2 separate regions of the Homo sapiens genome follow, and region 2 is linked to region 1. Evidence: read pairs that join two places in POLR2A ChIA-PET (ENCODE). Cell type or tissue: GM12878. All regions are shown on one strand. Links, peaks and the distances in the headings refer to the core of each region. The heading gives the core; the rest is flanking DNA.

Region 1 (5,496 bases), core at 277-5,276:
GTGAAGGTTTTGAGAGGTGGTCACTGGGCAGTCTGCAAGACTGACTCTCCAACCAAGTGAAACCTCTTGTGTACCAGCTTCACCATGCATGAGATTCACATATGTTTCTTAGTGGTAAAAATCATTGCATGTCCTAGACCTTCCTGAGCACTGCAAACCTTGGGTCTTAAGTTTGGGACTGCCAAGTGACTCCCATATTTAAAACTTCCATGATTTGCCTTGGTTTGAAGATTAGGTGTGATCTTGGAAAATGAGAGACCTCAGATTTTGGCAAGGAACATGCCTTGGTATAATATATAATATTCCCTCTTCCTGGATTCTTGCCAGGTTGCTTGCTCCTACCCAGGTTTCTGGCCTTGACCCTAGAGCTTTCTTCTCTAATGCATCTACTTGTAAACTAAATAATTCATTGGACACCAAATAAATTTTTTTTAATGTATTGTGACTCAGTGTTTTTGAGTCACAATTTTGAAGTTTACGGATTTCTGGAAGCAATGCATCCCTATAGTGGGAACGGCATATGTATCATAAATTTTGTAAATGGTAATGACTAAAGTATTCCAGACTCTTTCTGTGTTACAACAGTCAGGGAAACCAGATGAAGTTTCTTTCTTTCTCAGCAAATAACCTCAGCAGGCTGTTTTGGGAGCTATTTCAATAAGGTCATCACAAGCAGAACTTAATGATCGTTTGTTAACAGCAGTGGGTGACATCACCACGAATTGTAATTGCAACTTAAATGATAGTATTATAAGGTACTTTTTAGTGTTCATTATTTCAGTAGTGGTGATAAAACCTTTTTTTATTCTGCAAAATTATGCTGGTGAAATTGTATGTATCTGCATGTGTCTGTCTGTGATTTCTACCATAGTAAAATGAAACTTCAGTTTTGAGCCAGAACTGAGAACTCTTGGTTCTTAGGTCTAGCCCAAGAGAAGACAAAAGGGAAGAGAAGGGAGAGGCTACCTTTCCTGACAGCTTCATGGAGTTTTCATTTTTTGTGTGTCCCCTCCCCACGCCGTACACACACATATTCCCATTACACTTCTGTTGATCAGTTAGATCAGTTAGTGGCTGCTCTGTTTTTCCCTGCAAAAGGAATTTTTCAATTTGATTTTCCATCCCGATTTCCCAGTGGGCCTTCATGAAGCAGTCAAGACATTTTCAGTATGTTCTTTCCCTCCAACAGATGTGAATCCAGCCATATTGAGCATATGCTGTGTTTCTAGGGCTGTACACATACTGTGGGGTTGGCTCTTCTATCTTCAGGTTGCTAAAACATCTCAGATGGAAAAGAGATTCACACATAATAGATAATTTAAGGCCCAAAAAAGACCTAAATCATGGTGGACAAATTGGATGCAACTAAATGCCAAATTGTATGAACTAGGTAAAGGTCTGTGCAATGTATAGGGAGGCAAGAAACTGTTACTTTCCTGGAATCATTAGTAGGTGTTTCTGAGAGTTGGAGTTAAAGCATGTCATGAAAAACTGGTGAGTTGTGGATAAATGTTGGGACCTGGGATAGGAGAATAACTATGATAGATTCTGATCATGGCGTTTGATATTAGAGGGTGATGCAGACATGAAACAAGCAAGGTCACACACATACATTTAACACAAGAAGAGGTGGGGTGCTGTTGGTGCACACTGGAGTGCTCCCAGTTAGTGTCAGGAGAGAGCTTCAAGAGCATGTGACATTGATGCTCACACATGAAAGATGAGAAGTTGCCAGGTCAGGCAGGACGCCCTTTTGATACACACATAGAATACAGGGATGTGGCATAGAGTATCACTGTACCAGCAACTTCCCGTTCTGGAGGCAAATCTGCCTGGGTTCAAGCTGGTTCTTCCCCTGACGGGCTCTGTGAATTCGCTTCTGTGTGCCACTGTTTGCTCCTCTGGAAAATGGAGGTGAAGGGTGGTCTCCTCCCAGGTAGGTTTTGTGTGTGTGTGTGTGTGTGTGCGTGTGTGTGTGTGTGTGTGTGCATTGAATGGTTGTTACAATATAATAACTGAAAAGAGCTCTAAGTCCAGTTTTATTTTAGTGTGTTTTTGCTGTGATTTGCCTAACTTGGTTTCTATGATGCAGTTAGCTTCTGCAAATGGCAGAGCTGATAAACGATTAGAAAGCTATTTTTGGTTTGACTGGTTCAGATGTAGATGTGAAGTCCTCAGAACAGCACTCAGCACACAGGAAGCTGTTACTGTTGGATATCCCCCAGTAGGGCCTGAAGTGCGAGGGTGCGGCTGTGAGTAAGGAGAATGAGGGCTTCCCAGGCAGGTGTAAAGGAACATTGGGGAGGTGATTCTCATGAGAAGGAACACCATGAGCTTGAGGCAGCAGTGGGGGAAGGCAAGCTGTGTGCTGTGGGCATCCCTAAAAGGCAGTGTTGTTCATTCAAGAGGAGAATTTTCAAGGGGAGCGATTCTTACGCTGGATGGGAACAGATAGCTTGTGCGCTGTTTCCATTGGTTTTAAGAGCTGTGTGCGTGTGTGTTAATTCTGTGTTTTGCTGTGTATTTTACATGTATCTTAGGGAGTTTAAGAAATAGTTAATCTTGTTAAGTATCCAAATAATTGCATGATGACCATCCCTCTTGTGCTACCACATAATAACTGAAAAGAGCTTTAAGTCTTAAGTTCAGTTATATTTCTGTGTGTTTTCACCATGATTTGTCTAACTTAGTCTCTTTGTTGCAGTTAGCTTCTTAGGCAAATGGCAGCAGCTGATAAATGATCAGAAAGCTATTTTTGGTTTGACTAGTTCAGATCCATACATATGAAGTTACAAGCTTAATTACTGTTATTTTTGGCCAGAGTCCTTGGAAGTGTTGGACTTAGCCAAGTACTTCCTTTGTGAAAGAAATGACACTTGTTCATTGTTTGAATTGTGATGATTTCTCAAAGCATATGAATTTTTTGACTGCTTAGATTATGAAGATTTAGATGGGGAATTTTGTGCATTATAAATTTTATCATAAATAAATATTTGTTCGGAACCACTTTAATGTATGATGGGCCCAATATTATCATTGTCTTCTCTGAGCTATTTCTTCAAGGTAACAGTGAAAACGAATAACTAGAAGGCATTATGTTTATATATAATGGGATGGTGGATATATTTCAAACAAAGACACTGTGTGTGTGTGTGTGTATATATATATACACACACATACACTTTATTATATATACATACATACAAAATATATGTACTGTTATTTAGTTAGGCTAATGGCTTTGAACAACAATAATAATAGTAATGTGGATTCCAGATAATTTATTTTCCTGAAATATAATTTAGTGTATTTTCATCAGCAGATTTGGTGGTACATTTTCTAAGTATTAGTCTTTGGAAAATCCGTTTAGGGAATATATCTCTGAATGTGTTGGCTGGTTAGAGTTAGTGTTAGGGATAGGGTTAGGGTTTAAGTTTAATTAAAAAACTAACTTTTAAATAATGATTAATTATTAGTATTATGGATCTTGCAGTTGACTACCTATAAATTTCTTTATGTTTTAACCATTTTCTATTTTTATTGAAGTGTATCACTTAGTAGTTACTATCATTTACATTTAAAATTGTAGCATGGAAAATTAATAATTGGAATGTTACATATTTAATCTATTTCTGTGAAACTACAAAAAATTTGTGAACTTTTCTCATGAATTCTTTAAAGGAAGTTGACTGGCCGTTTAGCCATTTATTTTACAGAAATAATAATAAGGACTATTTAAACAATGTAGTTAATTTTAAAGTTTTTGAGCTTGGATTTTTTTTTTAAGGTATATTTTTCTTGTGGTTATAAAATGTTAATTCTTCCCTGCTTTTGAGTAGGCGCCAATGGCGTAGAATGGTTTGGATTTATTGCATTTATCTGATGCCAAGCTGGAGATTATTGGGTGCCCTGCCTGCTGTGTGTCCAGCTCTGTGCTGAGGACAGTGGTGAGCAACTCCTGCTTGTGTCCCCAATTCCTGCCTGTCCTCCCCAGACCATGCACTCCATGGTCTGGTGAGGGGCTGTTATGATGAAAGGAAACAACTGCTCTGGTAGGGAAGGGAAGGTATTAGGTTATGTGGGGTACAAATCAATGGCCCCCAATGTAGTCTTGAGGAATTGTAAGATGTTAGGGTGTTTGTTGGTTTATTTTGATGATAATTCCCAAATAAAGATCATATCTGTAGTTGATGACTAAAGCTGTTAGATTTTATCCATTGTATTCATTTTATTTTTCTCCCCTCTAAGACCTACTTATATTTTTCATACCTTTTTAATTTCTGATTCGTGCTGGTGAGGGGGCTGTGCTTTAGAAGAGATGCAGATTTTGAGATGAAAGAGCAGACTTCTTAACTGACCTCAGAATACTTTTTTTGTTTTTTGAGATGGAGTTTCGCCCTCGTTGCCCAGGCTGGAGTACAGTGGCACGATCTTGGCTCAGTGCAATCTCCGCCTCCTGGGTTCAAGTGATTCTCTTGCCTCAGCCTCCCAAATAGCTGGGATTACAGATGCACACCACCATGCCCGTCTAATTTTGTATTTTTAGTAGAGGCGGGGTTTCACCGTGTTGGCCAGGGTGGTCTCAAACTCCTGACCTCAGGTGATCCGCCCACCTTGGCTTCCCAAAGTACTAGGATTACAGGCACGAGCCACCATGCCCAGCCTGACCTTAGAATACTTTAACTAACACTTTTAACTAAATTAAAGGAATGTAAAGGGTAAAGAATCATGTTTTGTAATACTTATAATAGTATTATTGTCAGTTAGATGATGTTAAAATATTCTTAATTTGGAAGGAGGAAACAGGCATCAAATAAATTGGAAGTATGGAATAATGTATTGAGTTTAAGGGAGAATACTTAAGAATCTGACAGTATGCGTATATATTCATATATGTGCACACGTATTTGTGAAGATATATGTGTAAATCGTCACACATATATGTAATATGTGTATTAAGCATATAAGCAAGCAGGCACTTATATACTTTCAGGGAATTGAGACACCCAAGTTTGTTTTTTATTTGGCTGTCCATATTTACACATATGTTCATATATATTATACATACCTGTGTATTTAAATGAGTAAATAATATATCTTTAATATGAGTAATACATGAACTTAAATCAACTAATACAGAAGCATATACAATAAAAAATTGGTGTTTTCTCCCTTTACTTGCCTCTGCTCTTTATCCTTATTATCAGCCTTACCAATTTCTTGTCACTTTCCCCAGAAATGCAGCTATGATAATATTATTCTTTAAAACATGTGTGCACATACACAAAAATTGACTTATGTAATGTACAAAGTCATTAATCATTTAACAATGGGATACATTCTGAGAAATGTGTCGTTAGGTGATTTCCTCATTGGTCATTGTGCAAACACCATGGGGTGTACTTACACAAACCTAGATGGTACAGCCAACTACACACGTAGCCTATATGGTATAGCCTATCGCTCCTAGGTTACAAACCTGCACAGCATGTTCAT
Region 2 (5,496 bases), core at 165-5,164, 190 kb before region 1:
TAAAGAAGCAACAGTGATGAAATGTGTTTCAGGCTGCCCTTTAGAACAAAACAAAAGCTGCTTCTCTTAATGAGGTAAACCTTTCTCCAGCTCCCTTGCTTTAATTAGTGCTACTACATATATTAAAAGCTGTTTGTACAGGACATAGAGTTAGTGTCACATAAATAAAGAATCATGAGGAGACCAGCAGAAAGGTATAGCAGCAAAAAATTTGCCTTCTAGCTTTTCAACATTTTGGTTAATTCAACAAGGAATCTTTGCAGGGTATTGTCAGAAAAATGCCAAGACTCCATCAAATACTACTTCTATCTCTGCCACTCCAGCTAACCCCTGCAATCCTGTGGCCACTCACTCATGATTTGTAGATCATTTACTCCAGCTTTCAGAAGATTAATATAGGTTGGTTTTGCAAAAGTAAGTATGTGACAAGGTGGGCTGCAACAAGAATCAGCAGTCCTGGTTCCAACCCTTGCTCTGCTAAGAAACAGAGCCCTCTTTCCACCTAGAAAGCAGCGTATGGTTGACCGCCCTCCCTCCAAGCCCACAAAAGCACAATCCAATTACTTGCCCTGAATACTATGAGCTTCTGTCAATACACTCTCAGGGACAAGCTTAGTACTTTATGTTCTCAAAACAATTAGTCCCAGTGACTCCTGGGAAAGAGGTTATTTGTGAGGCGATTTGCAGAAAGGAAAGATTTGTTCAAAATCGGTAGTATGATAAAGCACACTGAATGCTACATCTCAAATAATCATATTACTTATTTCAAACAGAAGGCATTTCAGTGGCACTATACGTTGTCCCTGGATAACCAGGAGCTTGCTTGTCTAGTACTCTGAGGTACTGACAGAATTCTGGATTATAGTTCAGTCAGAAATAACTTGTTCTTTCCCAAGGCCAAGACAGGATATATACACACGATTATTTCATCCAGCAAAACCTTGTGGAACCCTGTGCTAACAAGCCTTCCTTTGCAGTTCCCACGTCGCCAGGTGTACTATGAGGACCTTTGCTGTTAGTACTCGCTCCCTAATGACTTCTGAAAAGTTGTAGCTTTAAGAGACTTTGTCTTTTAATTGAGGCACAATTATCTTCTAGTATTAGACCTAAAAAAAATACCTGACAGTGAATTGAAGTGAAGGTGGTCACATCTTAGGCTGATGGCTGATTTTTAAAGGGAGATCAGAAATGCTGTATACTTATGCCAATTCTGCTTTGTTGGAGGCTCCATGATTTTACCTGTTATTTGTTCTGGAATCCTTATTAAAGTTTTGATCCAAAACCAAAAAAAGAAAAAAAAGAAAGAAAGGAAGGAAGGAAGGAGGTGGGGGAGGGATGGAGGGAAGGAAGAAACGAAGGCAGGAAGGTGAGACAGAAAAGAAAAGAAAGAAAGAAAGAAAAGAAAGAAAGAAAGAAAGAAAGAAAGAAAGAAAGAAAGAAAGAAAGAAAGAAAGAAAGAAAGAAAGAAAGATTTAGAAACCAGAGCAGACTGACCGTTAATATATAAGAGACTGTCTCCATCGTTTCTCTGGGTATCTATCACAGGGTCAGTGGCAGGCAAGCTAGTCTTGGCCCCTGTCCAGAGGACTCATTCCTGTGAATCTTGGAAAATATCTTGTTATAACAAACTTATTGTATATCAGAAACCCCACTATGAAGGGTTAACTCAACGGTCCTTTTACACAGGAAAATACTTGAGGGCAATTTGTACATCCTATAATGTCTCAAAAAGGACAGTACCCAGCAAAAGATTTTGCAGTCCCTGTGTTTTAGAAATAATGTGATTCTCAAAGGTAGCCCATAATAGAAACCATCAAACAAGAGTTGTCCAGCTCTCCAGGGTGATGGGGCGGAACCATTTGATTCAGAAATCCCACTCCACAGTTCAGCAGAAAAACACAGACATGCGTCCTAAGAAATAAACGAAGGACATGAGGAAATGCTCTGGTTCTCTTTTGTCTACCCTAAAAGGTTCAGATATTTGGGGGTTTTAGCACACTCTAGTTTCATAAATAGTAGGCTAGGAAGGTTTGCTCAACCATTGAAGACTACCTACCATGCCTCCTCTGATGACCGTGAATTTGATGTTAAATGTTTCATGGGATTACCAACTGAAAAACTCTCGACTTCAGAATCACCCAAAGCTTTCACTTCCCATCTCGAGTCCCAAAATGCGTCATGAACTCAACCCTGAACCCAGGTGGCAGGCTGCATCAGAGAATTTTGAGGACGTTTCTTTCTAAACACAGGCGGATTAGAAAGCAGAGCACCCGCAAATAGGTTAATGAACCTTGGCATTGCCGGAGTTGTCAAGACCAACTGTTGAGAATTCCCGTGGAGTTAAGTAGGATGTGAATCTGGCTCTGAGTAGATATCATTACCTATGCTGTCTGACTTCCTGCTCACAGGTTTTGCAGCGCACTTGGGCTTTCACCCTTCAGCTCAACTGTTTGGTGGCAGTTGGATTGGGGGTGGCTGAGAGTATTGTTTAAAATGCTTCTCTTCATGGGCAGAGGCCTTGGTGTTTATTCTTGGAGCTGTCTTTGCCATAGAATGCTTTTTGAAAAATTCATCACACTCAATTCATGTTTATGTACCAGGAAAGCAAGCAATCAGCTTATGTTCTCAGAAAAAGAACTGGAACTGGTCATTTACAGTGTGGCATTTTGGTGCTTAATAGTCATGAGACATAGAAAAGAAGAAAAACAGCAGTAACATCCTGCGCTCTAAATGCAGAACGTCTTAGGTCCAAACCCTCAAATCCTTACTATCTTGATGACCTGCATGAAGAACATGTTCAGTGTATTCTAGTGTCAACCTCTGATTGAAACATATGATACAAACAGAAAGTGCATGTATTGTAAGTGTACCCTCCATACATCCCCATGAAGTGAACGCACCCATGTAACCATAATGAAGACCAAAAACCAGGACACTATCAGCACCCAGAAACACCACTTATGCCTTTTCTAGTCTAGCCCCTCAGGAGTAACCACTACGCTGGCTTCCAACACCTGGGGTTCTTTTTGTTTGTTTTGAACTCTACACAAATGGAATCACACAGTATATACTCTTTTTCATCCGGCTTTTTTCAAGTATGTAGAGATTGTACAAATATGTCCGTATTAACAAGCCTTTTACATCATTGTCCTGTTGACAAGGAAATCATTCATCTGCAACAGTTTGCTAGTGCAACAGTTTGCTCTCTTCACTATGAGTAAAGACATTCACACTGGAAATAAATGTATACATGGCTGCATTATATGCTTCAGCCTGCCAATAAGCATGTCCGGTTTTTAACAGGGGGAAAGGAACTTTCAGAGTGCCTTTTCCAAAGGAGTAAGATAACATGAGCTTTGCTATGCAGCCACAACAAAAAGCTGAACAGCAGGAGGATGAGTTGGGGAATTTCACTGTCTGAGCTAAAGCATAAAGCTAGTGACATGCACAAGAAAATCAGATTTAGTGGTTGAATGTTGATGTTTCAGAATGGAAAATTAGAGCTTGATGTATAATTGCAGGGAGAGCTGTTTCCTACCACTTTATTTTAGTGTATTCCCAATAAACAGGCTACTCCAGGTGATATCTTACTTCCTGCAGTTTGTAGCTGGCTTAATCAGACAAGTGACTTTTTTAGCCTCTGGTCAAGGAAGGGACAAGCATATAATAAAATCATCTTTCATGCCTGAGCTGAATTAAAACAGTACAACTTTGTCACTAATGATAAAGCAAGGCAAAGGATTTAGAACAGTCAGAGTCATAATTGCAAGCTGCAAAATAATTAAATGTTATTGCGGTATGCAAAAAATATTTAGGAGCCTGCCTTTACAGCAAATGAATTATGGGATTTTCCAATCACATGCATATGACCAACATATGCAGTTGTAGATTTTTTTGACCATGCATCAAGCCTAACAACTGGGTTCCAAGTGAATCAAGCACTTGTTTGAAAGAAATGTAATCAAATATGGATTATTTCAACAACAGCCAAAGAGTTTCTTCCTGAGTTCCCTGCCGGCAAAAAGCAGGGGATTTGCGCCACTCATTTCTGAGCAAACCACATTCCTTGAATGTGGCTGATCCCTCCCAGTCTAAACATTATTTTTTAATGTGAAACCCTGCAATTAAATCTTCTTCCCTGAAAAAAGGAAAGTTCACTGAGCAGAGAAACCAACTGCATCCCCCATTGAGAAGACTGCAATGGGAGGGGGCAGTGTTTTCTGTGGGAAGACCCACTAATGGGATGAAAACAGAAGTACATTTTGGGGGGAGGAGAAGAGGAAAATTCTTGTGCACATCTGGGGATTTCATGTATTCAAACATACACTCAAGGGTGTGTGTGTGTATGTGTGTGTGTGTGTGTGCATGCACTTGTCCCTTAGAAACAGAAAACACTGCTAATACTCAAAATGTTTTTTATGACAAGGATCAAACTTAAATAAGCTTTGCTATTGATCATATTCCTTTTACTCATGTTTCGCCTTGCTAAGGAGAGGCTTTACTAAGGAAAGCAATGGATTTATTAGTGAAATAATGAAGTGATTCATTGGACTGAAAACGGTGTCTAATGTTTCACAAATAAGATTTTCCCTTCTTGAGAAACTTATTTCCGTCATATTGAGCCAGGGTGGCTGTCTCACAGAGGGTCACTTTGGAAGAGGTCCAGAAATGCGCTTTTTCTCCTGCCCATTGCATTGATAATAGCCAGGGGATGCTTGGGAACAAGGCCTACCCATTAGAATGCAGTAAGTCTTATAAAGATTATACATGTTTATGTCACCTCCCAAAAATATGCCCTCATTGTCTTCCTAATTTAGGAGGCCTAATTCCTCAAATTAGGGTAACTTAAGACAAACTATTCTAGAATATCCTACAGTTGAAATATGTTCATTTTTCTCCCACTAGACATTTATTAAGCCACCAAGTAGGTATGGGGCCAGGTATAAGGGAAAGGAAGAGAATGCATCAATTGAGTCAGCCACAGTCTCACCTCTGGGAGGTCTTTTTAGCTGGGAAGTGACCTGATATTGTATTTTAGAAAAATCACCATAGTGGCAACTTAGAGGCTAACTAGGGGTTAGGAGAGGTGAAACATGGAGAAGATTTGGAAAGCTATTGTAAGAGTCCAGGCATGTGAGGATGAAGGCCTGGTCTCAGGTAGTGTATTAGTCTGTTTTTATGCTGCTGATAATACATACCCAAGACTGGGCACTTTACAAAAGAAAGGGGTTTAATTGGACTCACAGTTCCACATGGCTGGGGAGGCCTCACAATCATGACGGAAGGCAAGGAGGAGCAAGTCACATCTTACATGGATGGCGGCAGGCAAAGAGAGAGGTTGTGCAGGGAAACTCCCATTTTTAAAACTATCAGATCTCATGAAACTTATTCACTATCATGAGAACAGCATGGGAAAGACCCACTCCCATGATTCAACCATCTCCCATTGTGTCCCTGCCACAACACGTGGGAATTACGGGAGCTATAAGATGAGAT

The links. ChIA-PET counts read pairs that join two places held together with the same protein. Peaks named below come from ENCODE experiments on the same cell type or tissue, not always from the same donor. Only the 100,000 strongest peaks of a DNase experiment are listed, where the experiment ranks them.
Region 2: POLR2A ChIA-PET joins it to region 1 with 5 read pairs; 1 of 35 experiments calls an interaction of 5 or more read pairs at or near these places.

What each region holds. Positions count from the first base shown.
Region 1 is chr6:12,063,726-12,069,221 of GRCh38, forward strand. The region is part of intron 2 of HIVEP1 (HIVEP zinc finger 1); the gene reads left to right. Among named protein-coding and RNA genes, the nearest start is that of HIVEP1, 54 kb to the left of the region's middle. In GM12878, for the core only: no CTCF peak of the experiment used is centred there; a DNase peak (open chromatin) is centred at 2,173; H3K4me3 peaks cover 2,540 bases; H3K27ac peaks cover 2,737 bases.
Region 2 is chr6:11,874,964-11,880,459 of GRCh38, forward strand. No RefSeq gene overlaps it. Among named protein-coding and RNA genes, the nearest start is that of ADTRP, 99 kb to the left of the region's middle. RefSeq lists an enhancer at 2,002-2,221. In GM12878, for the core only: no CTCF peak of the experiment used is centred there; DNase peaks (open chromatin) are centred at 2,168, 2,900 and 3,185; H3K4me3 peaks cover 704 bases; H3K27ac peaks cover 3,048 bases.